2 separate regions of the Homo sapiens genome follow, and region 2 is linked to region 1. Evidence: chromatin loops called from intact Hi-C (ENCODE). Cell type or tissue: ascending aorta. All regions are shown on one strand. Each heading gives the region's core, and the rest is flanking DNA. Links, peaks and the distances in the headings are about the cores only. Region 1 holds the start of TRAF6 (TNF receptor associated factor 6). Region 2 holds the start of RAG2 (recombination activating 2).

What was found. Peaks named below come from ENCODE experiments on the same cell type or tissue, not always from the same donor. Only the 100,000 strongest peaks of a DNase experiment are listed, where the experiment ranks them.
Region 2: it touches region 1 in a loop (2.2-fold over the local background); 8 of 110 quality-filtered maps call a loop at or near these places.

What each region holds. Positions count from the first base shown.
Region 1 is chr11:36,503,886-36,516,078 of GRCh38, forward strand. TRAF6 (TNF receptor associated factor 6) reads right to left here and starts at 6,387. Exons shown (of 7, transcript NM_004620.4): 1 at 6,163-6,387. It also overlaps a transcript of RAG1 not described here. RefSeq lists an enhancer at 6,206-6,255. In ascending aorta, for the core only: a CTCF peak has its summit at 6,465 (motif pointing left); DNase peaks (open chromatin) are centred at 4,169, 6,426 and 6,752; H3K4me3 peaks cover 3,231 bases; H3K27ac peaks cover 2,915 bases.
Region 2 is chr11:36,588,983-36,601,175 of GRCh38, forward strand. It overlaps RAG2 (recombination activating 2), which reads right to left and starts at 9,254. Exons shown (of 2, transcript NM_000536.4): 1 at 9,120-9,254; 2 at 2,961-5,213. The coding sequence starts at 5,186. The coding sequence ends at 3,603. It overlaps IFTAP (intraflagellar transport associated protein), which reads left to right and starts at 5,520. Exons shown (of 6, transcript NM_138787.4): 1 at 5,520-5,610. RefSeq lists an enhancer at 5,427-5,566. In ascending aorta, for the core only: no CTCF peak of the experiment used is centred there; a DNase peak (open chromatin) is centred at 5,479; H3K4me3 peaks cover 1,687 bases; H3K27ac peaks cover 495 bases.

The sequences.
Region 1 (12,193 bases), core at 2,815-10,814:
CACCGCAATAATCCAAATACCATAATAAAGCAAGTAATACAATTTTTTTGTTTCCCATACAAAGTTATGTTTACACTATACAGTAGTCTATTAAGTGTGCAATAGCATTATGTCTAAAAAGACAATGTATATACCTTAATTTAAAAACACCTTATTGCTAAAAAATGCTAGCGATCATCTGAGCCTTCAGCGAGCTATAATATTTTTTGCTGGTAGAGGGTCCTGCGTCAATGTTGATGGCTGTTGACTGATCAGGTTGGTGGCTGCTGATGGTTGAGGTGGCTGTGAAAATTTCTCAAAATAATACAACAATGAAGTTTGCTACCATGAAGTATTTCTCTGTAGCATGTGATGCTGTTTGATAGCATTTTACCCCACGAGAACTTCTTTCAAAAATAGCGTTAATCCTCTCAAATTCTCCCACTACTTTATCAACTAAGTTTGTAGAATATTCTAAATCCTTTGTTGTTATTTCAACAATGTTCACAGCATCCTCACCAGGAGTTGATTCCATCTCAAAAAACCACTGTTTGCTCATCCATAAGAAGCAACTCCTCATCTGTTCAAGTTTTTTACCATGAGACTGCAGAAATTCAGTCATATCTTCAGACTCCACTTCTAATTCTAGTTCTCTTGCTATTTCTACCATCTTCAGTGACTTCTAATGAAGTCCTGAACTCCTCAAAGTCATCCATGAGGGCTTCTTTCAAGTTCAACTTCTTTCAAACTCCTGTTAAGGCTGATATTTTGACCTCCTCCCATGAGCCACAAATGTTCTTAATGGCATCTAGAAAGGTGAATCCTTTCCAGAAAGTTTTCAATTTACTTTGTCCAGATCCATCGGGGGCTCATTCTCTATGGCAGCTATAGCCTTATGAAATGCATGTTTTAAATAATAAGACTTGGAAGTCTAAATGACTCCTTGATCCATGGGCTACAAAATGAATGTTATATTAGCAGGCATGAAAACAACATTAATCTTCTTGAACATCTCCATCAGAGCTCTTGGGTGATTAGGTGCATTGTTAATGAGCAGTAATATTTTGAAAGGCATCTCTCTTTCCTGAACAGTTCTTGACAGTGGGCTTAAAATATTCAGTAAACTACGCTGTAAACAGATACGCTGTCATCCAGGCTTTGTTGTTACCTTTATAAAGCACAGGCAGAGTAGATTTAGTATAATTATTAAGGGCTCTAGGATTTTCAAAAGTGTAAATGAGCACTGGTGTCAACTCAACATTCACCAGCTGCATTAGCCCCTAACAAAAACGTCATCAGCCTGTCCTTTAAAATTTTGAAGCCAGGAATAGACTTGTCTGTAGCTATGAACATCCTAGGTGGCATCTTTTTCCAATAAAAGGCTGTTAAGTATACACTGAAAATTTGTTGTCTGGTGTAGCCACCTTCATCAACGATCGTAGCTAGATCTTCTAGATAATGTGCTGTAGTTTTACATCAACACTTGCTCTTTCATCTTGCACTTTTATGTTACGGAGATGCGTTTCTTTCCTTAAACCTCATAAACCAATCTCTGTTAGCTTCCAACTTTTCTTTTGCAGCTTCCTCACCTCTCTCAAACTTTACAGAATTGAAGAGAATTAGGACCTTGCTCTGGATTAGGTTTTGGATTAAGGAAATGTTGTGGCTAGTTTGATCTTCCATCCAGACCATTACAACTTTCTCCATATCAGCAATAAGGCTGTTTCACTTTCTTATTAGTGAGTTCACTGGAGTACCACTTTTAATTTCCTTCAAAAACTTTTCCTTTCTATTCACAATTTGGCTAAATGGCCCATTTTGACTTCTGATGTGCCTTCTTCAGTAAGCATAATTATTTCTAGCTTTTGATTTAAAGTGACAGACATGTGGCTCTTTGGTTTACTTGAACACTTAGAGGCCATTGTAGGATTATTAATTGGTCTAATTTCAATATTGCTGTGTCTCAGGGGAGTAGGGAGGCCTGAGGAGAGGGACAGTAAGGGAACCAGCTGGTCAGTGGAGCAGTCAGAGCTCTCACATTTATTAAGTTCATCATCTCATATGGGTGTGGTGCATGTACTCCAAAACAACAATTACAATAGTAACATCAAAGATCGCTGATCACAGATCACTATAACAGACATAATAAAGTTTAAAATATTCCAAGAATTACAAAAATGTGACAGACAAATACAAAGTGAGCACACGCTGTTGGAAAAATGGCGTGCAAAGACTTGCACAACACAGGGTTGACATAAATCTTCAATATGTTAAAAAAAAAAAACAAAAAAGTATCCGGGAAGTGCAAAAAACCAGTGCTATAAAATGAGGTATATCTGTACATTTCTGTGTCCAATTACTTCCTTAGGTAAATTTCCTAGAGGTAGAATTGTTGGATCAGAGGGTATGTAACTTTTTAAGCTTTCTGATAGATAATGCTGGTTATCTAATATGTATCAAAGACATTCTAATTTCCACTCACACAAGCACAGTATATATGCAAGAGTCCATTTTCTCTACGCTTGACAACATCAGGTATATTTCAGTCTTGAACCATTTTTTTTTTAAGTAAAATCACTTTTGAGAAATTAGTATTTGTTATTTGGTGTAGGACATATATCCAAGTGCTGGCCACAAGACAAAGGCAGAAATTATGAAGCTAGGTGTATCTTTTCTTTTCTGCCCAAATGTCCAGTTTAAAATATAGTTTATTGGATAGTCTATACACTGCCTGCTTCCAGTCCAGTTCAAAAGGCTTGAAGGTCTTTAGGTCTGAAGAGACCTTTTATAGCTAATGTGTTCCTAAGAAAATCTGTCTAATCAGTTATAATTCCTTAAAAGGAACTCCACTGTGGGAATGCAGTGTGACACATAAAAGTGAGCATGTTCAAAATCTATTTGCCTTCAAGTTTCACATTACTTTCCACGCTTTAAGATGCAATCCAGAAGCTTTCTATTTTCCAAATAAACTTTTTCATATAGTTATCCTTTAAGTCCACAGTATTTAGTTTCATGTAACTAGACATAAAGGGAAAATTAAGTTAAAAACAATTCTTGACTGCCACTTAGCATTTTTGTTTCCTCTTTCTTTGGTAAAACATTTTGTCCCTTTAGTTTTAAGAACTGCAATGACTTAAGGAAAAATCACCTAACTTAATTATAACGATAACTAACACTAAGAGAAGAACAAAAAGTGCTTTGTATATATACGTATATACACATAAATGTATATACGTGTATATATGTATATATACATGTATTATACATACATAAATGTATATATGTATATATACATGTATTATACATACATAAATGTATATATGTATATATACATGTATTATACATACATAAATGTATATATGTATATATACATGTATTATACATACATAAATGTATATATGTATATATACATGTATTATACATACATAAATGTATATATGTATATATACATGTATTATACATACATAAATGTATATATGTATATATACATGTATTATACATACATAAATGTATATATGTATATATACATGTATTATACATACATAAATGTATATATGTATATATACATGTATTATACATACATAAATGTATATATATATACATGTATTATACATACATAAATGTATATATGTATATATACGTGTATACATGCATATATACATGTATATATGTATATATACGTGTATACACGTATATATACATGTATATGTATACATACACGCGCGTGTATATATGTATACATACACGCGCGTGTATATATGTATACATACACGCGCGTGTATATATGTATACATACACACGCGCGTGTATATATGTATACATACACGAGCGTGTATATATGTATACATACACGCGCGTGTATATATGTATATATACACATACATACATGTATTATACATATAAACATATACAAATATATGTATATATTATATATGTGTATATATACACATATATACATGTATTTTATATATGTGTATATATATACATATATATACACACACTTTTTTTTTTGTCAGGGTCCTGCTCTATTGCCCAGGCTGGAGTGCAGTGGCACGATCATGGCTCATTGCAGCCTCCACCTCTTGGGCTCAAGTGATCCTCCCACCTCAGTCTCCCAAGTAGCTGGGACTACAGGTGTGTGCCACCAAGCCTGGTTAATTTTTGTATTTTTTTGTAGAGACAGGATTTTGCCATATTGCCCAGGCTGGTCTCAAGCTATCCTCCCACCTCAGCCTCCCGAAGTGCTGGGATTACAGGCATGAGCCATTATGCCAGGCCTAAAATAAAAATTTCTTACAGCCTCTATTCTAGTATACTTACGTGGCTTTCTACAGGAATTAATGAAGGGATGGAACAAAGTATAAATTGTTCCTTAACTTGTATGTTAAGAGTGTCCTGACTGTAATCCCCTTTTGCAGTTGCGAAATCTAGTATGATAAGCACTACCTTAAAGATTGTGGAACGTTAACTACTGCTAACTTATTTCAGCCGTAAAATGAGTAGTATTGAAAGCAGCCTTGTCATAAATCAAGACTTAAATTCACGAATTAGTATCTGGGTGTACATTATAATCAAAAGAGAATACTGTAACATGTCTTGGGGGAGGGGGAAGTAGGATAATCCACAAAAAGTTTGTCCTCCAAGGCAGATGCTAAGGAGGTATGTGCCAAGTTAAAAGAAGTCAACAAGTTATGTCTTAAATGAGTCAATTTTAAGTCAACTGAAATTCATACGAGTAAACATGTAACTTATTGAAGTAAAACCATGTAAAGAAAATATGAGAAATTATCTTTAATGTGCTACTAGCTTTAGAAACAGAAACTGTTTACCAGCTTCTTAAATTTCTAAAGTGTGAAGACCTACAAATGTACTCCAATGGCCAAGAGATGCTGCAAAATACTCAACTGTTGTGCCTTAACTTTGAATCCAAATTCAAGGGGCATTCCCCTTCCTGGGCACTATTTACTCTGCTCCAGGAGGCAAGGATTTGAACTTCTCTCCAAATCTAAGTGTCCAAAAGTTTACCGGCATCACATGCCCAAATTTATCACAGAGAAGAGCTCATGTTACAATTCTGAAATATTGTGGTGCATGCAGGCTGAAACTCTGATGTGATCCTGTACCCACCACATGCCGGACTCCTTCCTAGAGTCACAAAAGAGGCCACATTGTTCCTGCCTATACACTCAACCTCAAAATTTGAAAAGCCCCTCTCCCTTCCCTAGTAATCAAAGGAGAATGAATGAAATGATAGCGGCCAAGTTCACAAGGCCAACACAGAATTTCTTTACCAGTTTTTCTCGTTTCTACATGGAACCTGTGTAACAAGACATTCAGTAATAGTAATCTGCTCTCAGAGAAAGAAACAATTAAATACCATACAGCGAAGCTGCTAATACTTTATTTAGGTGCTTTCTGTTCACATTCAAGACAGTCCTAACTCAGCTGGAGTTCCCCTTAAGCCAAATACTAGGAACAGCTTTATCAACCCGGCGTCTGGAACAATCGCTCGAACTACCGAGTTTAGGGGCGGGGGAGAAAACATTCGTGTCATCTGAGCCTTTTTTTTTTTTTAAACTCGCTGCCTGAGACTTCTATAGAGTTCAACAGGGAATCCAAAAATAGCTTTCCCATGACAGTGACAGCCGGAGTCGCCAGGAACGTAAAGGATTTTTTAAAAATTTAAGCAGGTGTTTGCTCCAAGGAGCGGACAACTGCAGGAGGCAATTTCCTTATCTGGGAAGGGGAAAAAGCGGAGTTGAGGGGAGCGAGGTTGAGTAAGGCGACGCGGGGTTTTTTAGGGGGTGGAATGAGCGAGGAAGAGGAGGCCTGGGGAGCAGAGGTCAGGGGACAGGGAACGGTGTCCCCGACCTGTGGGAAGCGTGGGGACAGAGGCTGCGTCCCGACCTGCAGGAAGCGAGGGGCAGGGAACGGTGTCCTCGACCAGCGGGAAGCGAGAGGACAGGGGCGGCGTCCCCGACCCGTGGGAAGCAAGCGGGTAGGGGCGGCGTCCCTGACCTGTGAAAAGCGAAGGGACAGGGGAGGCGTCCCCGACTGGTGGGAAGCGAGGGGACAGGGACTGCGTCCCCGACCTGCCGAGAGCGAAGGGGCGGGGGGCGGCGTCCCTGACCGCTGGGAAGCGAGGCGGCGGCCGCCAGGAGGAGGCGCCTGAAGGAGACTCACCGTTCTAGTGCGCGGGGAGGCCGAACCAGGAGGGCAGGGCTCCCCCACCAACCGCACGACTCCGCTCAGCCAAGGCGCTGGTAGAGGACGGACACAGACACTGCGCGCCGAGACGAGGCTGCTTGGACGGCAAACTCTGGATCCAGTGGGAGCCTTCGCCACCTTCGCTGGCCGCCCGCAGGCCAAGCCCCAGCTGCGGACGCCACTGCTTCCGCCTTCTCTGCTGGCTGCGGGGAGCGAGGGGCAGGGAGCGCGCCGGGGAGGAGACAGAGCGGCCGAGTTCGGAGAGAGTGCCCCCTGGCGGTGATCCTCCAGGCGGACTGTGGCGCGGGCCGGGCGGCGCCCCCAGCCCCGCAGCCTGGCTTTCTTCCTGCTCGGGTGTCCCACCTGGGAATTCGTTGCACCGCACAGCCGAACCCGAGTGTGTCAATGGGTGTGTGTTGGAATGAGGATGGCGACGAGAAGATCCCTCCCGGAATAACTTAATTTGGTGAGCAGTGGCGACAGTAGTAATCCCAAACTGCGCTTTTATAGCACCCCTCTCCAAGCAGGAGAAAACCCCAGCTGGGCTAGATCGCTTGACCTTCAGGAATTCTTAAACCCCTCCCCAGCTCCACCCTCCTTGCCCAGGAAGTTTCTGCGATCCATAGAACCCTCTATTATTACCTGCTCTTCCCCTTCATCCGGTCCAAGGGAGTCAGCCCTTGCCTTAAATATTTCTTTGAATTTCCTGCCAAGAACACCAGCGCTTTGTCTTTCTCTGTCATGGGAAAACTATTTTAAATTCCCTGTTTAACTGGTCATAAACGTCTAGAGAATGTACCACGCGTTTTGCTGGAGAAGCACAAAAGAGTTTCATCCACCTCTGCATATTTGGTTCATCGTCCACCTCTTAGGGGAGGTTTTCCAGGATAGTAGTCATGCGTATGTATCCTGAAGCCAGAATGCTTGGTTCCAATCCGGTTTTTCCTACAATAAATGTGTGATTCAGGTAAAATACTTAATCTGTACTTGTTTCAGTTTTCTCATCTCGTATTAACATGGGGATAATAATAGTATCTACCTCACAGGGTTGTTGGAAGGATGAGATAAAATATGTAAAGAAATTATTTAAAACTATCTGGCCAGGCACAAATAGGCTCATGCCTATAATCCCAGTACTTTGGGAGGCTAAGGCAGGAGGATCACTTGAGGCCAGGAATTTGAGACCAGCCTGGGCAACATAGTGAGACCCCATCTTTACACAAAATTTAAAAATTACCTGGGTGTGGTGGTGCATATCTGTAGTCTCGGCTACTCTGGAGGCTGAGGTGGGAGGATGGCTTGAGCCCTGGCAGTCAAGGCTACAGTAAGCCATGATTGCACCACTGCATTCCAGCCTGGGTGACAGAGTGAGACCCTGTCTCAAGGAACAAACGAACAAACAAATAAACCCAAAACTAGGACATAGTATGGGCTCAATAAATGTTACCAATACTATATGTCCTACTTTCTGGCTGCCAATATTCATTAAAAATGCTTCTCTTTTTAAGAAGAATTTATCACTGGTTCTCAGGTTCTGTCAACCCCCTTTTAAAAGATTGTATTTTGAAACACTTAAGACATAAAAAGAGCACAAACATCTGTGTGCTCACCACCCAGCTTTAAAAAATAAAACATTGCCAGCCTTTGTGTATCCCTCCCTAGAAGCTCCTCTTAAAAATTAAATCTCTTATGGGATGGAAGAAAAGATCATTATATGAAATTGAGAGCTGGAGAAAAGGAAGAGCAAGAGAATCAGAGTTCCCTCCACTTCTTAGTGTGAGCTCTGGGGCAGGTTACATAACCTCCATGAACTACAATGACCAAAAACTATAAAAAAGGGGATAATGTCTACCTTACCAGGCTTTTGTCAGTATAAAATAATAAAAATCTATTGTGAGAGACTCCAGCACCAGGCTTTCAAAAAGATTAGGTGTTCTGTGTATGTTTCTTTACATTGTTTTCATAAGTGCCCTCAAGGGGCCTTTTCCTACTCCTTCAAATCCAATTTATTCAATATAGGAGAGAGTTTTAGTGCTCATCCATGCCTTGGGCACACAGGAAACTTACAAATACCATTTCCCTTTGCAATCAGGCAGGGCCACGTGACTAGTTCTGGCCTGTGAGCTATGACGAGAAGGATGCATATCATTCCTAGGTCAAAGCGTTTTATTTTCATTGCAAGACTGTTTCCCCTGTGTGCAACCAAGGAGCAAAGGGCAACTACAAGAGGGAAGAGATGTATCACTCAGTTGATGTATGAAGGGCAGTTGCCTTGGAAAGTCAATCCACCTGCATTGGACTTACGAGAGCAGGAAACAAACGCCTGTTATTTTAAGCCATTGAGATATTGGGATTGTCTTTTCTGCTGCATAGCTAAGCCTACTTTATGCACAGTTCTTTCTTGAATTCTTTCCTGATACTCGAAATAAGAAAGCCAAAGTTCTACTCCTGCTTCTGACTCTCATTGAAATTGGGACCTGGTCAGATGTCCTTATCTATAGAGTTGTAATGAAATCTATCCTGTCTTCTTTTCAGAGCTGTTATGAGTTCAAATGAGGTCATATGGAAAGATACCTTGCAAACTAGGAAGTCCTACGCAGATGGAAATAATTGAATATTCCTATTAGTAAAGTTACCTATATATAGCAACCACAATGATCAGGTTTCCTGAAAAGCTGCTATTAGATTGGTGCAAAAATAATTGTGGTCTTTGCCTTTACTTTTAATGGAAAAAATGCCAATTACTTTTGTACCAACCTAATAATTTAAAATATTTTGTCCAGTTGTCCTTATAAGTAAATCAAACATGAATAAAGATATAGTCTCCATATCTTCTATAGTTTCAATGCGTCCCCTAAATTTCATGCGTTGGAAACTTGATCCCCAATGTGGTGGTTTTGGGAGGTGGGACCTAATGAGAGGCATTTGGGTCGTGGAAGGACACTCTTCATGAATGGATCAATGCCATTATCATGCGAGTGAATTCGTTATTCTGGGAGTAGGTTCCTTATAAAGGGACAAGTTTGGTTCAGCCCCGTCTTTCTCTCCATCTCTTTCTCTCTTGCCTTCACTTTGCCCTCCAACATAGGATGACACAGCAAGAAGGCTCTTGCAAGATACCAGCCCCTTGAGTTTGGACTTCCCAGCCTCCAGAACTAAGCCAGTAAATTTCTGTTCATTATAAATTACCCAGTCAGTGTTATGCTGTTATAGCAGCACAGATTGAACTAAGACAATATCATTCCTGGGTTGCTGTTTCTCACATCCTATTTGAAAAATGAAATAGGAAATAGTTTTACACAGCTGAAGGTAGAGTTGGGAAGGTAAAACTTCCCCAAACATTTGGAAATAAGATGGCTCTCTACAAGTTGAATTATAAAATTATGACACAATTCATTAGCTCAAAATACACTTATTGAACAACCATTATAAGTGTGTGTGGCAGCCTGCCTTGAAGATGGTATTTATGCCCACGTGTAGTTTGCTTCCACAATACATAGGGCTGCCTCATGTAACAGTATATTAGTCTGTTCTCACACAGCTGATAAAGACATACCTGAGACTGGGTAGTTTATAAAGTAAAAGAGGTTTAATGGACTCACAGTTCCACATGACTGGGGAAGCCTCACAATCATGGTGGAAGGCAAAAGGCATGTCTTACATGGCAGCAGACAAGAGAGAGAATGAGATCTAAGTGAAGGGGGTTTCCCTTTATAAAACCATCAGATCTTGTGAGACTTATTCACTACTACAAGAACAGTATGGGGGAAACTGCCCCTGTGATTCAGTTATCTCCCACTGGGTCCCTCCCACAACACGTGGAAATTAGGGGAGCTACAATTCAAGATGAGATTTGGGTGGGGACAGAGCCAAACCATATCAAACAGGATATTGTGGAAATGACGGAATGTGCCTCCCTAGACTGGGCTATAGAAGACATTGTAGCTTCTGTCTTGCTCTCTCTTATTTGCTATGAGGGAAAAGCCCTGCCCTGTCCTGAGGACACCCAAGTAGCCCTTTAGAAAGGCTGCTGAGCAACTGAGCCCTCTTGCCAATAGCCAGACGATTGCTGAGGCTTTCTGCCAAAGCCTTGTGAGTGAGTCATCCTGGAAGTGGATCTTCCAGCCCCAGTCAAGCCATCAGATGACATCTTGACTGCAATCTCACAAGAGACCCTAAGCTGGAACCTACAAAAACTGTGATATAATAAATGTTGTCTTAAGCTCTAAAGTTTGGGTAATTTGGTACACAGCAATAGATAATTAATAGAATGTGTTAGGCACTGTTCTTAGCCCAGGAGATACAGCAGTGCAGCAGTCCCCAAACATTTTGGAACCAGGGAGTGGATTTTTGGAAGACAGTTTTTCTACAGAGCAGAGTGGGGCAGAGGGATGGTTTTGGGTTGATTCAAGTGCATTACATTTATTGCGCACTTTATTTCTATTATCATTACATTGCACTATATAATGAAATAATTATACAACTCACCATAATGTAGAATCAGTGGGATTTCTGAGCTTGTTTTGCTGCAACTAGACAGTCCCATCTGGGGGTGATGAGAGACAGTGGCAGATCATCAGGCATTAAATTCTCATAAGGAGTGTGCAACCTAGATCCCTCACATGTGCAGTTCACGAAAGGGTTTGTGCTCTTGTGAGAATCTAATGCCACAGCTGATGTGGCAGAAGGTGGAGCTCAGGCAGTAATGTGAGGATGGGGAGTGGCTGTAAATACAGATGCAGCTTCATTCCCTCACTCACCACTCATCTGTGAAGGAGAGATTTAAACTAAATACCTGAGTGATGGTTTCTGCATGCAAAGATCTTTCAGCAGAGTGGTCCATGCAGAGGGAACACCTATTGCAAAGGCCCTAAAGCTGAAATAAGCTACATTTATAATCCAGAGCCTTAAAGTCAGTGTGGTTGAGGCAGGGAGAAGGAACTAAAGCAGCAGGCTTCAGATCAGAGTGGGCATACTCCTGAGGGGACACAAAACTTTCCAGAAGGTGTCTGTGCCCAGCTGTTTTAAGGAGGTGACACAACCTGGGGAGACTGTGTGTTCAGAGAAGAAACGCAACCTGGTACATGCGATCTGGACAAAAACACCTGAGAGTCAGAATCTTTCTTGTGCCAGAAGCAAGAATAAGAATGTAGATACGCTAACCTTTTATGAAAGTATAGACCAAGAAAGAATGAGGTAATTAAAAGGCGAAAGAGGAATTCGATATGATGGGACCTAGGCAAGGTCAGAGATCTAGTGTGGCAGCTGTTTGGAGGAGGAGGTGCCTTGGATCAAAATCTCCCCCTGGTTGCCCATTTTCAAAGGCAGGCATTTTGGAGATGGCCTGATGTCATAATCTTTGAGTTGTTAAATGTTACAATTGCTACCAGCAGTTAATGAAGCCAAAGAAGCACATGAAAGGATATTTCTGAATACAGGATTCTGGCCTTAAAATACACTGTAAGTGTCCTAAGTTTCTCAGCAGCCCCCACCATTCCACCCTCTTCTCCATCCTCCCCACTACCGTACTCCATCAACATGAGGGAAAGTGCTCAGAGCAGTGGAGGGGCAGGGCAGTGGGAGGGGGTGACAAAGAGGGAAGGGAAGGTGTGTGGACATGTGGATTTGTGCAGGGAGGCTCCCGGGGAGACTGTACACAGTAATGGCAGGCTTTGGAGATGCACCTTTGGTTGTCAACTGTCCAGGCTAGAAGCAGAGTCTGAGCCACCAGGAGGCAGAAGTTTAGTTTTAGAAATCACATTGAAATCTACAAAAGTTCTCCAAAATTTCCAAGACAACGAGTTTTCCTTGGTAAAGCCCATCTACTAGCAAGGAATACAAATATGTGCCCTCCTTCTCCGTTGTCTTCCCCAAATCCAATAAAAAACCTAGGCTTTTTTTGTGGTCACGCTCATTTTTCCTGCTCTTGGATAAAGGAATGAGTCTATTTTTTTCTTAATTTTGAAGAAAGGGGAAGGTGGGCACATATCCACTGCATTGGAGCCAG
Region 2 (12,193 bases), core at 1,907-9,906, 84 kb after region 1:
AAGGTTGGGTAAAAATAGGTAGAACTCTAAAATTGTTGAAATTGTATTTCCAGCATACAGTCAAAGAGATGCATAATACAATGTAAGCTGAGTTAGAGAAAAATACAGCCAGGTTTATTTCTTGCACCCTGAGTATGTAAGCTGTAAAAGATAGTGGGTTCAGAGAAGGCTTCTAGAGGGAGGAGGTATCTAAACTAGGATGTAAAGAGTGAATAGAACTGGGCCAGATGGACCAGGGCATTAGCAGGAGCTGCAAAGTGCAAGAGGGAAAGTATTCTCTGCAGAAGGAACAGCTTGCTCAAAGGCCCTGGGGTTTGAAACAACCAGGGGTACTCACTAGGAGTGTTATCAGTTTGGCATTTTGGAAATTGAGTATAAAGTGCGAAGTGAGTAGTGGGGCTAAGAAATAAGCCAGGAGGGAACAGGTCAATGGACCGTTCATACTATGCTAAATGAGTGATTTATCTCTTTACCAAACTTCAAGTTCTTCGTTTTATCAATTTATGGTCTACCAAAAAGAGTATTATTTCTGACAAATCTGATCTTATAATTTGACTTTCAATGCAAGATGAGATCACATACCATCAATTATATCTTCTAATCTAGATTGTTTTATTAATCCTCTTATTAACCATAATTCAAGACCATTAGTCTTCCTCCCATCAGGCTACCTAAAATATTTTTATGTAGTCCTTGACGATGTGTCATCTAGATTTTGTATTTGTCAGTTGGAATGTGTATTATGTATGTTTATTATGGTAAAATCTCTGGCAAATACCCTCTTAAATAATTTTTACTCAGAGTGTCTGGATTTATTTCACAATGATAGAGAATAATGAAACTATGTTTTTGAACACAAGTATAACAAGAGTATACATTATTTTTCAGTTTATAATAATGTGCTTGGCCCTTATAACTGCTTACTATATGGGCAGAGCAGAATATGATTTTATTTTACTGATGAAAAATTGGATCCCTGGCCCCTGCCTGCCTCTCTGGGCTCATGCCATTCCACCCCTACTTGTTTACTGTGTTTTAACCAGGCTGACCTTTCAGTTCTTCAAAAGTAGCAAGCTTCATCTCTCCCCAGAGCCTTTGGAATAACAATTTCTTTTTCTTTACACTTTCCCTTTCCCCTAACACATTGAACTCACCTGTACTTAGAGATGTGTATAGTCCCCTAAAATGATTACCCTGGGAAGTCATATACTTATTTCTTGATACTACTCCTGTAGTCTTGTGCAAACAATTTTGAGACTTTCCTTTAAAACCCATTCATAAGCCATATCAGAAAATCCATTTTGTTAGCTTGTATTCACACTTTGTTTTTGACCTAAAGTGGTAGTGTAATACTGAAAATCTCACTCTGCTAGATTTCAAATGACACTTGTCTGTTTCCAGAAATTAAATCCATCTTTAATGAAGAAAGAGGTACAGCTGTTGAACATCTTCAAGGGAATGAATCATGGATTCTGAAGGTGATTGATTGAAATGTGAGTCCCTGAAACATTTTAGGCAAAGGCAATATTGTTGAAATAGGTGTCTGCTCTTCTAACACGGCTCATTTGAATGTTTGCATCAGCTTATTTGAAAAGCAGTGACCGTTATCTTAAAGTCACATCGAATAAACTGATTGCTGAGATGACATAAAAAAGACTTAATTGTACTCAAATATATAATCTGTATAACCAATCTGCATGCTCTTGAAACACACACACACACACACACGCACACACACACCCTCCCCCAAAAGCAGCTATACTGGTGAGATCTGAGTTTGACTATGAAATTCAGTGAGTTCACAACTGAATCACTTAGATTACCATATCTGGATCTCATTGGCTACAAAATAAATATGTGGTAATAATTCTTTAGCCACCAAATCACTGCAGACAAATCAAGAAGAGAGAATATACCTACTCCTTGGGGAAATTTCACTTTTGGACTCTGTAAAGGATATTTTCGCTCCAACTTGTGCCATTTTCTACTAACAAATAGAAAAAAAAATCAAAGTGGAGTGATCCTGAAAAAATTAGTTTAATTTTGCCGTTATTTAGGTAACATATCTTAATAATTAGAGTAAATCAATATAAATAGAAGATTTTTATATTTTATTATTTTTATATAGGTGATGGAAACAACAAAAGATCAAATCAATGTGCAACAATTGTTCAACAGGAATATTCAGCGAGCAACATTATTGAAACAGAGTGAATATGATTCAGTTTATCAAAGTTAATTTCAGTATCTGGGGACATGGAACTTTCAGCAGAAGAACTTGTACTCCAGCGTTTCATCTCTTGCATAATTCATGTTTCCCGTAAATTTGTTAGTTGTACCTTACACACTGTAGACTTTCAGTGAGGAGTAAGAGTCTTCACTGTAACTGTGGCTGAAGCTCTTAAGATAAGGTTTTTCCAGAAAATTTTTTTTTCCGGAAAATATTTCAGGAGGAAAGACATTTGTTTCTAAGGTCATCTAGTTATCAACTGATGTCTTGAACCCTTAAAATTAACAGTCATTTTAACTAGTTTCATCCTAGCGAGTGTCTAATTAGACCTTGGCAAGATCACTGATTTTATAATATTCACTGGCAGCAATCTCCACATGTTAACTACACACACACACACACACACACACACACTCACACAAATACATTTCTTTTCCTCCATTTAAATCTTCTGCCTGTAAATGTCATGAAATTCTTTAAACTTACATTATTTTGGGAAATAATATTATTCTTCTCCATGAGATTTATTTGGTGGTCCTTTCTTATTGTATTCTTACTCACTTCCTTTTTCCAGAGTACTAAGTAGCAATGGGCTCCAGTTTTCCATGAAAATTCTCACAAATAATTAGTTCAAATGACTGACTTTGGCACATCATTCATGCATCATATAATGGGGAGGGGAAATCCTTAAAGAAAATGCATACAAGTAATTCAGGAAAACATGTCAAACTTGATGTAGATTATTTATTTCTTCTTTTGTGTCAGTGGAGAACATTATCTATCTATATGTATACATATATTTATATTTATATCTACATCTGTAAAGCTATGAGAAACTAACTTGTTCATGGGCATAATCCAAAGGGTTGCTTGAAGGTATATAAAGAACACTAATGTGGGATGTAGTAGATCTTGCTTTTAAGTTTTGGCCAACTGCCGAATTGTTATGTTGCACAAAATAATCAATTTAATTCTTTTGGGTGTTAATTTCTTTATTGGCTAAATTTGTCATAAACACTTTATAGGTTATTTGTTACCAAGACTTATATAATAAATATAAACATACCTCGATGATTATTACTGCTTCTGGGTGTTTAAGGTTTGTTGAATAAAAAATCAGATCAGAAATCCTCAGTGAAGAATAAATTAGTAAATTGAGTATTTGGGTAAAATATTTTCAAAATGTATAGGGTCTAGAATGACTTTATTTATCATTGCATTATAAACACTTTTTTCTGGCCCTTAATTCATGTAACTAAAAGAAAACATAGGCATTTTAAATAAACAAAAATGTATTTTTAAAATCAATGTTATGATTTTAAAAATAGATTCAAAAATTCCATACACCTGAATCTGAAAGGCTTTTGCAAAACTAATCAAACAACCTTCTAAGAAAGGATTTCTTGGCAGGAGTCAAGATTTTTCCAGAACCTTTTTTACGGAGGGATTTCATTGGAGGCTTTTTTAAGGGTAGGACTCTTTGGGGAGTGTGTAGAGCTCTTGCTATCTCCACATGCTCATTGCAGTAATACTTGTTGCTTCCTGCTGACAGATGGATGAGTGTGCGTTCTGCCAGATCCATGCACTGAGCATGGACCCAGTGCCCATCCCCATGAGAGCAGTAGATCATGGCGGGTTTGTTGAGCTCAGTTGAATAGAATGGTACCCAAGTGTTGATATCCACATCACAAGTAGGGCAGCATGTAATCCAGTAGCCTGTCTCAGACTCATCTTCTTCATCATCTTCATTATAGGTGTCAAATTCATCATCACCATCAAAACTATTTGCTTCTGCACTGAAACAAAATTCTTCAGAGTCTTCAAAGGGAGTGGAATCCCCTGGATCTTCTGTTGATGTTTGACTGTTTGTGAATGTTGTCTGCTCTTCATTAGTATCATCTTCAGCACATTTCAACATATAGAAATAGAATCCTTCTGAAACAACTTGTTTATTGTCTCCTGGTATGCCAAGAAAAACAGTTCCATTTCCCATGTTGCTTCCAAACCATATCTTGCTGTGCTTAATGTCTGGGGTCCAATCTGGGGTCTCCATCTCACGAATTTCTATCTTGTTGTCCTCTAAAGAGATGATGTTGCAGATCATTCTTTTTTGATTTTCAAGCTGATAGCCACCAACAATAACAAATTCATCATTGTTAGTTTGAGTCAGGATTGCACTGGAGACAGAGATTCCTCCTGGCAAGACTGTGCAATTCACAGCTGGGCTACCCAGGGGAAGATCAACCCTTATTCTGTACAGGTTGGCAGGCCGGATATTATTGGCAAGTGAATGTCCTCCTAAAATATAGATGGTGTCATTTTTGGCAATAGAGACATGAAAAGATAGCCCATCCTGAAGTTCTGGAAGAATGTATGATGTAGCACACCCAAATTCAAAATCCACCAGGAAAACACAGGGCAGGCAGTCAGCTACACTATTCCATTTTTCTGTGGTTCTGTGGGTAGAAGGCATGTATGAGCGTCCTCCAAAGAGAACACCCATACTTTTCCCTCGGCTGTACACCACATTAATGGAATGACCATATCTGGCTTCAGGAACATCTCCTACCAAGTCTTTCTCTGTGCAGCGAAAAGTAACCTTTTTGTTGTTCTTGCAAACAATAGACATGACATAAATCTTATCTGAAACCTCATTGTTTGGTGTTTTCCCTCCATGGATGATGTATTGATGCTTTTCAGACTCCAAGCTGCCTTTGAATGTGCAAGTGGCTGGGTAGCGAAGAGGAGGGAGGTAGCAGGAATCCTTAGAGAAAATTGTAGGCTTCAGTTTGACATGGTTATGCTTTACATCCAGATGGAAAACTCCAGTGGGGCAGGATCTTTTGGGCCAGCCTTTTTGTCCAAAGAAGAAAACTTGTCCATCAAAATTCATCAGTGAGAAGCCTGGCTGAATTAAGGCTATGTTATTACTGACTGTTACCATCTGCAGAGACATAGTTTCTGATGGTACGTAGATTTTTGTCTGAAAGAATTATAAAATAAAATGACTTAGAGATCGCTTCATATAATCATCGTATTTAGATTCCTTCACATGTGAATAGCATTTTTTTAAGTCCTCCCACACGCTTGCAGTGGGACTGAATGAGGAAAATCCAAGGAGTTAGGTCAGTAAAGAGCCACAGAACCTTTACTGCCATTCCATCCAAGGAGCTGGGACATGTTTTAGCCACGGACTATATGCTCCCTAGGATTTCTGGGAATTGTAGTCCTTTTCCGTAAAGAGTCACCATGCGTCAGCTGAAAGAACCACATTTCCCAAGAATCCGTTCTCTCTGGGATGTGTAGCTTTGGAAATCTGTCTTTGTTGCTCTGGGAGAGGGGACTCCTGGAATGTGTCTGTGAATAAAGACTAGCCGAAGGTGCGAAGTGACTAGACGGGAGCAAAGGAGGAAAACTAGGGAATGGGAGGTGAGAGTGGCTGACACCGACCCAACGTCCGGGTTGCCGGAAGGCTGCAGCGCCCGGAGCGGTGTCGGGCAAACCGCTACCCTGGTATTGCTGGAGCCTCTCCTGGGGACTTTTGAACAGGTGACCCGATAGGAAGCACAACTGCTTCTGTTGGAGTGCGGTTACCTGGAGACCGCAGTCTGAAGGGACTCCCGGCAGAGATGTCGTTACGGTGTCCTGCCTGTCTGGATGCTTAGGAGCGCGACTCAAAACTACACCCCTGACGACCCTGGAGGTGCTTGGGGCGGGAGGTTGAAGGGGGCACCGAGGTTACAAAAGCCGTGACTGTCTTACAGAACCGAAAGATGGATCTTTGAATCCCTAGAGTGCAGGGGAGACATTGCCTGTTAAAGATGTTTACCACTTCTACATTTAGTAATAGAAATACAGTTATTAGGTTTTAACGAGTGCACTTTGAAGGTCCTTTGTTTTCTTCACTGTTTTTACTCCTGTTTTTAGGGTTCTTTTAGGGAAGCAGAGAAGGTTCCTAAACACATCTTCTTTTCATCTTCATTCTAGGAAAATAGAGTTAGTGGCTTTTTCACATCTTTCCAGTCCAAGAACTTTTGGGTAATTCTTTAATAATTCTGTAGTAAGTAAGCAGGGACTAAGCATAGAAGTGTTTGAATTATTCAGAATTTCATACTTGTGTTACAACAAAAAGAATATTTACTAGATGAAGGAAGCTTGATAAATTTCTATTTTATTATTGTTTACCTTAGAGAGTTGTGGAATACACTCCGTGTTTGCAGTGTGATGTCCTGTGCACCAAATGTTAAAGGAAACAAAACATAGCACAGATTTCTTGACTTTTAAGAGTTAATTCTTAATATGCTTCAAAAGCAGTATAAACAATGGCTGAGTGTGGACTCTGAATGCTTACTGGCTGGATTCAAATCCTGGCTCTGCCACTAACTACATGACTTTGGGCAAGTTATGTAACCTCTGTGTGCCTCAGTTTCCTCATCTGAAAACTGAGATAATAATTTTACCAACCTCATATATTGATGTCAGTTATGATTAATAGTTGAATATACGTAAAGTACTTAGAACAGGGATTTGCATATAGTAGACGATAGTTATGATTATTTTAAAATTTACCAAAAATAAGGTCTAGTGCATACGCACCTGCCAGTAATGGCAGTTGATAAGGTTGGAGAGGATGAGAAGGGGCTTTAGGATATGGGAATCAGGTCAGTGGGTATAGACAGATAAACATTTGAACTAAAAGAATTGGATAAACATATATGATGAGGGTGCTGGTAGTAGTTAATTTATTAACAGAAGATAGTTAATATTTTATTCTTCTTGTCACCCTTTGTCTAACTGGGGATAATCTTGGTATATATTCACTGGGCTGTTTTGAGAAATAAATGGGATAGCACGTGTAAATCACATAGAACAGTGCCTGGCACATAAACACTCAATAAATGTTAATTGATACTATAATTTATCTAATTTATCTTTATTCCTCCTGCAAAGATTCCTTGGACTATTTAGAATCTCTGGTCACTCTAATGAGATGGTAGTGTTTTTTTTTTGTTTTTTTTTTTTTTTGCTTTAAAGAACTTCTGTAGATCAGCTGTAATTTACTGCTAAATAATCTCTTGTAGTTATTATTTTCAGTCTACTTGGGAGACTCGTAAGGGGGTGATCTTTCAACAATTATCTGGTGGGTTATTAAAGCAGGTGAGGAAATGGTGTCTCAGAAGGATTATTATCAAAGTTATGAAAACAAGCCTGTCTCCCTCAGTTGTATATTCAGCAAACTGCCCTGCTTATAAAATAATCTAGGCAGTGTTTTATTTATATCATGGCCTACCCAAGCCTACATGAGGGAAGGCATCTGAGCAACTATGAAAAATGCTATTCATAGAAACTAAAAGGAGACATTATTGACCCTCACTTCAGAAAACTGTAGGTGATTACACTCAGCCTGAGTGATTATGATCAGAGAGTTGTCCCATTTTGGGTGGGGGGAACACCAAAGCCAAGGCCTGCTTGTTTCAAACACCTGTGATGACTGTTATTGAGATACAAGGCAAGCCATACAGTGGTAATGGATTCCAGATCCAAAGGGATTTTTCAAGAACAGTTGTTTTAAAGCAATGTTTTTATTGTCGCCTCTTGGTTTCATTTTAAGGTTGCTGTAGGAATTGTGGCTTCTCGTAAGTGAAAACATGATTATTGTAGATTACACAGAAACATTTTCTTGGGCAAGACATAAGGAGGATTGTCCATTTTTGTAGCTTAGTCTAGGCCCCTAAAGATTTTTGAAACAGGGCTTTTGACCTGTTTTCCCTTTGATGCTCTGCTTTTGGCTCATTTCATAATTTCAAGGCCCTAAAAACAGTGGTAAAGTTTCTTATTGCTAAGATGAATTACCTCCTCTTGTAACATGGTTCAAGTGTGAGTAATTAATTTTTAGATTACTCACTTTAACCAGATGATGTATGCATTTAAAGAATAAACAGGAACATTGAAAGTGTTTTCACATGATTTTGCCACATTTGGTTTTTGAAATTTTGCTTTATCAACTTGAATATATTTTTCACTGGAGTAGACCATTGTATCTCTTCCATAGTTTCAATATGACTGTATTAGTCACACCTTGGTTTTTAAAAAGAGTTTTTAAATGATTATACTATATCTAAAATAACCTACTGAAGTCTTTTCCTTTTAATAGGCTACATAAAAACAGGCAGATTTAAAAGAATAAGATCCTGTTCTTCAGCTGAGGGAGGCTTCAAGGTCAACACATTAAAGATTCTTTGTAAAGGACAGAAATATAGGACCAATAAATATATACAATTTTCCCAACCCCATGCTAACATTCTTCAGCAGGGAGATTTTCATTTATTCTCTCTGATGCTAGGGCATAGTTGAGTATAATGAAAGGACTCATAGTATGAGGTCTGGGTTTATAGTTCCTAATATCTGAACTGACTTTTTCTTTTCCAAAGAAAGATACTGTACTGTGAAACATTAAATCTTGCTGATCCGTGCTGGCCATGTTTTCTTGATTGCTCCAGAGTAGCAAGTAACCTCATGTAAGTAACTTCAGGCATTTAATGTGTGAATAACAGTATCTTGCACTGTTAATCAGGTTTGAGGCATATATTATTTTATTTCTGCTGGCAGTAAAACCAGGATTAGGTCTTCCTTCCTGTCTTAGGCCAGAGAACGATTTATGTACGAAGATTAATAATAGTGCTCTAAAGGCCTAATAATTAAATCCCTGAAGCAGCCAGAGAACAGAAAGCCCCACATTTTCCAAATTCTACTCATCCCTTCCCTATCTAGACACCAAATCCACTTGTGACTAACACACTGCCAAAATGTGGCATCTTCATTCCCTTAAAGTTTACTAACATAGGCTCCCATTTTTTAGCTTTGGTAGAAATGAAGGTATCAGACCTACCTGAAGGCCAGAGGGGCTGCTCACGCCTCTCTGAATCTTTGCCGCTAAACCAGGTATTAATTGTCAGCACTTGGGGAAGATTCACTGACTGCCCACTATGACTGTGGCAAGCAGAAGGCTGACTGTAAAGAGAGTGTGTATGTGTGCCTACAGATGTTCTTATGAACACTGATCTAATGGGAGTAACTGACTGTGACCTTTTTTTTTCTTTCTTTAGATGGTTGAGGGAGATACCCAACAGGGTGTACCCTCAGGATTTAACTCTTTCACTACTAGCAACAATGGCAACACAATTCACTATTTGTACAGATAAAAAGAAATCTGGGCAAAACTTGATTTTTAAAAATTAAGAACATTTTAGAAAAACACAGAAGAAATACATATAGTTTCTATGGTTTAAATAAACACTATTTTGAATCAAATGAGAAAGTATTTGTCCTGAAGCAGAGACCACTAATACCAGTGCTATTCATTTTAACTTTGAGGTACTCTTTTGTGGTCTCATTTTCTTTAATGCAAGGCTCAGAAGGAAGGAGTTGTAATTATTCGAGGCCCTCTACCAACTTTATATCAGGCAGCTACTGAGTAATAATACAGTGTAATGATTAAGAAAATGGGCTTTTGGGGTCAAGCTCACCTGGTTTTCTTTGCCAGCTCTGCTATTTTTCAGGTAGTAGAGTCATCTTAATCCTTAAGCCTCTGTTTTTCAGGTAGAGTCATCTTAATCCTTAAGCCTCTGTTTCTCTGTCTCTGAAATGAGGATAATAGAAATATTTACTTCAAAAAGTTGTCGGGAAAAGATTAAATGAGATAATGTATGCAAAGTGTTCAGCCAAGGAAGAGTTTAATATTCCATAGTGATCTTGATAGCAAAAACTACCTTTATAATTTCTTTTATTTTCTTTTTTTTGAGATGGAGTCCCGCTCTGTCTCCCAGGCTGGAGTGCAGTGGTACGATCTTGGCTCACTGCAACCTCTGCTACCCAGGTTCAAGCGATTCTCCTACCTCAGCCTCCCGAATAGCTGGGATTACAGGCACACGCCACCACACCCAGCTAATTTTTGTATTTTTAGTGGAGATGGGGTTTTGCCATGTTGGCCAGGCTGGTCTCAAACTCCTGACCTTGGGTGACCCACCTGCCTTGGCCTCCCAAAGTGCTGGGATTACAGGAGTGAGCCACCTCGCCCAGCCTATAATTTCTAATAGTAGCATAATTTCTAAATGCAACCTAATTTACCTAACCTTCCACTATTGTTGGTCATTTGATCAGTTTCCATATGGCTTAGATGATAAAATGTAATGATCAGAGCTAGGCAAATCTGGGTTTGAGTTTCAGTTCTGTGACCTTTTTGAGTGTCAGTTTTCTTATCTCTAAAATGGCAATAATAACTACCTTATTGTAAGGATTAATGGATTAAAATGTCTATAGAATGTACATAGTAAATCTTACCTAATGATGAAGATGTACATATATTACCTAAATATATTTGCATAAGTGACTAATTTTTTGCAAAATTTTAGTGTATATTTTCAGGGTTGATTTTTTTTTAAACAGATGTATGTAGCTCAGTTGATTGGTTGATTCTCATCATTTGAAATGTCGATCCATCCTTAAAAAAGCATCGTCATCTCTTCTAGTTCCTTCTGTGATGATTTTTTTAATCTGCAAAAGGATATTGGGTTATTTCCCTAACCTATTTATGTGTTATATAAAGTGTTGTATAATGATTAAGATACTTGAAATTACAGCAACCATAAGGACAACTGTCATAAAATTGATATATTGGATGTCTTCACTGTAAATACAAAATAAGAAATGCAAAAATAGAAACCATGGATAGATTTAGATGTGTTTTAGCCTTTGGATTTTACTAACATCAAAAAACAGGCAATTTTTAGCATAACAATTAGTTGCTGAATGGGTTAGTTGTCTCTTGACAAGACTAGAAATTAGTAGCACATTTGAAAATGGGTTTTAAGACTCCAAGTCCTTGCTATACCATTAGGAGAGCATTAGACTTACAGTGATCTCATACAAGGTTCCTGATCTCCAAAAGTCCTCAGCATTGAAACTAAATATAAAATAGTAAACTATATTTATTGAGCATCTACTATGTACAAAGCCATGTGGAGAATTAGAAAAAAAATCAGACACAGGTCTTGCCCTTAAAGCAGGGGTTGCCAATCCCTGAGCCACGGACAGGTACGGTCAGCAGTCTGTTAGGAACAGGGCTTCACAGCAGGAGGTGAGCCGCAGGCCGGCAAGCCTTACTGCCTGAGCTCTGCCTCCTGTCAGATCTGCTATGTGGCATTAGATTCTCATTGGAGTGTGAACCCTGTTGTAAGCTGTGCATGTGAGGGAGCTAGGTTGTGAGTTCCTTATGAGAATCGAATGCCTGATGATCTGAGGTGGAATCGTTTCATCCTGAAACTGTCCCCCTCACTCTGGTCCATGGAAAAATTGTCCTCCACGAAACTAGTCTCTGGTGCGAAAAAGGTTGGGAACTACTGCCTTAAAGAACATATATGATAGTAGAATGAAGCAACTTTTGGTTGCAGATGAACATGCCTTACATTCTTCCCACATTCAGCTTTTCTTAAAAGTTCTTCGAAGTTCATTAAGAAATCACAGTTATAAGTTGCTCAGCCCATTTTTAAGCCTTGAGGCAGAGTAAAACAGAGTAAACAACCTTTATCTTATGGGAAAAATAAAAACTTAGTAATGGGATATCCTGGCCTAGTAATTGGACAAAAAAGGAAACATAATTGGAAAAAGAAGATGGAAGCCAACCTCAAGCCCCATCCCTTTATTTTTACACTCAAACTACTCAGGATCAGAAAAGTTTACATAAATTGACAAGGGTAACACAGCTGCAGTGGTCTGTGGATATGATGGGTTGGAGGGAGGCAGAGGAGAAAGACTGTTCTGTGAACTCATGACAGTGCATTTCAAGAAATGTAGTGCATCTCTCAAGCGTTTCCATCCCCATTTTATAAATGGAGAAACAGCTTAAACTTCATTGTCTCTCAGTGAGTTAACAAGTGTTTGCAATAAGGTCAGTGGCAACTTTTC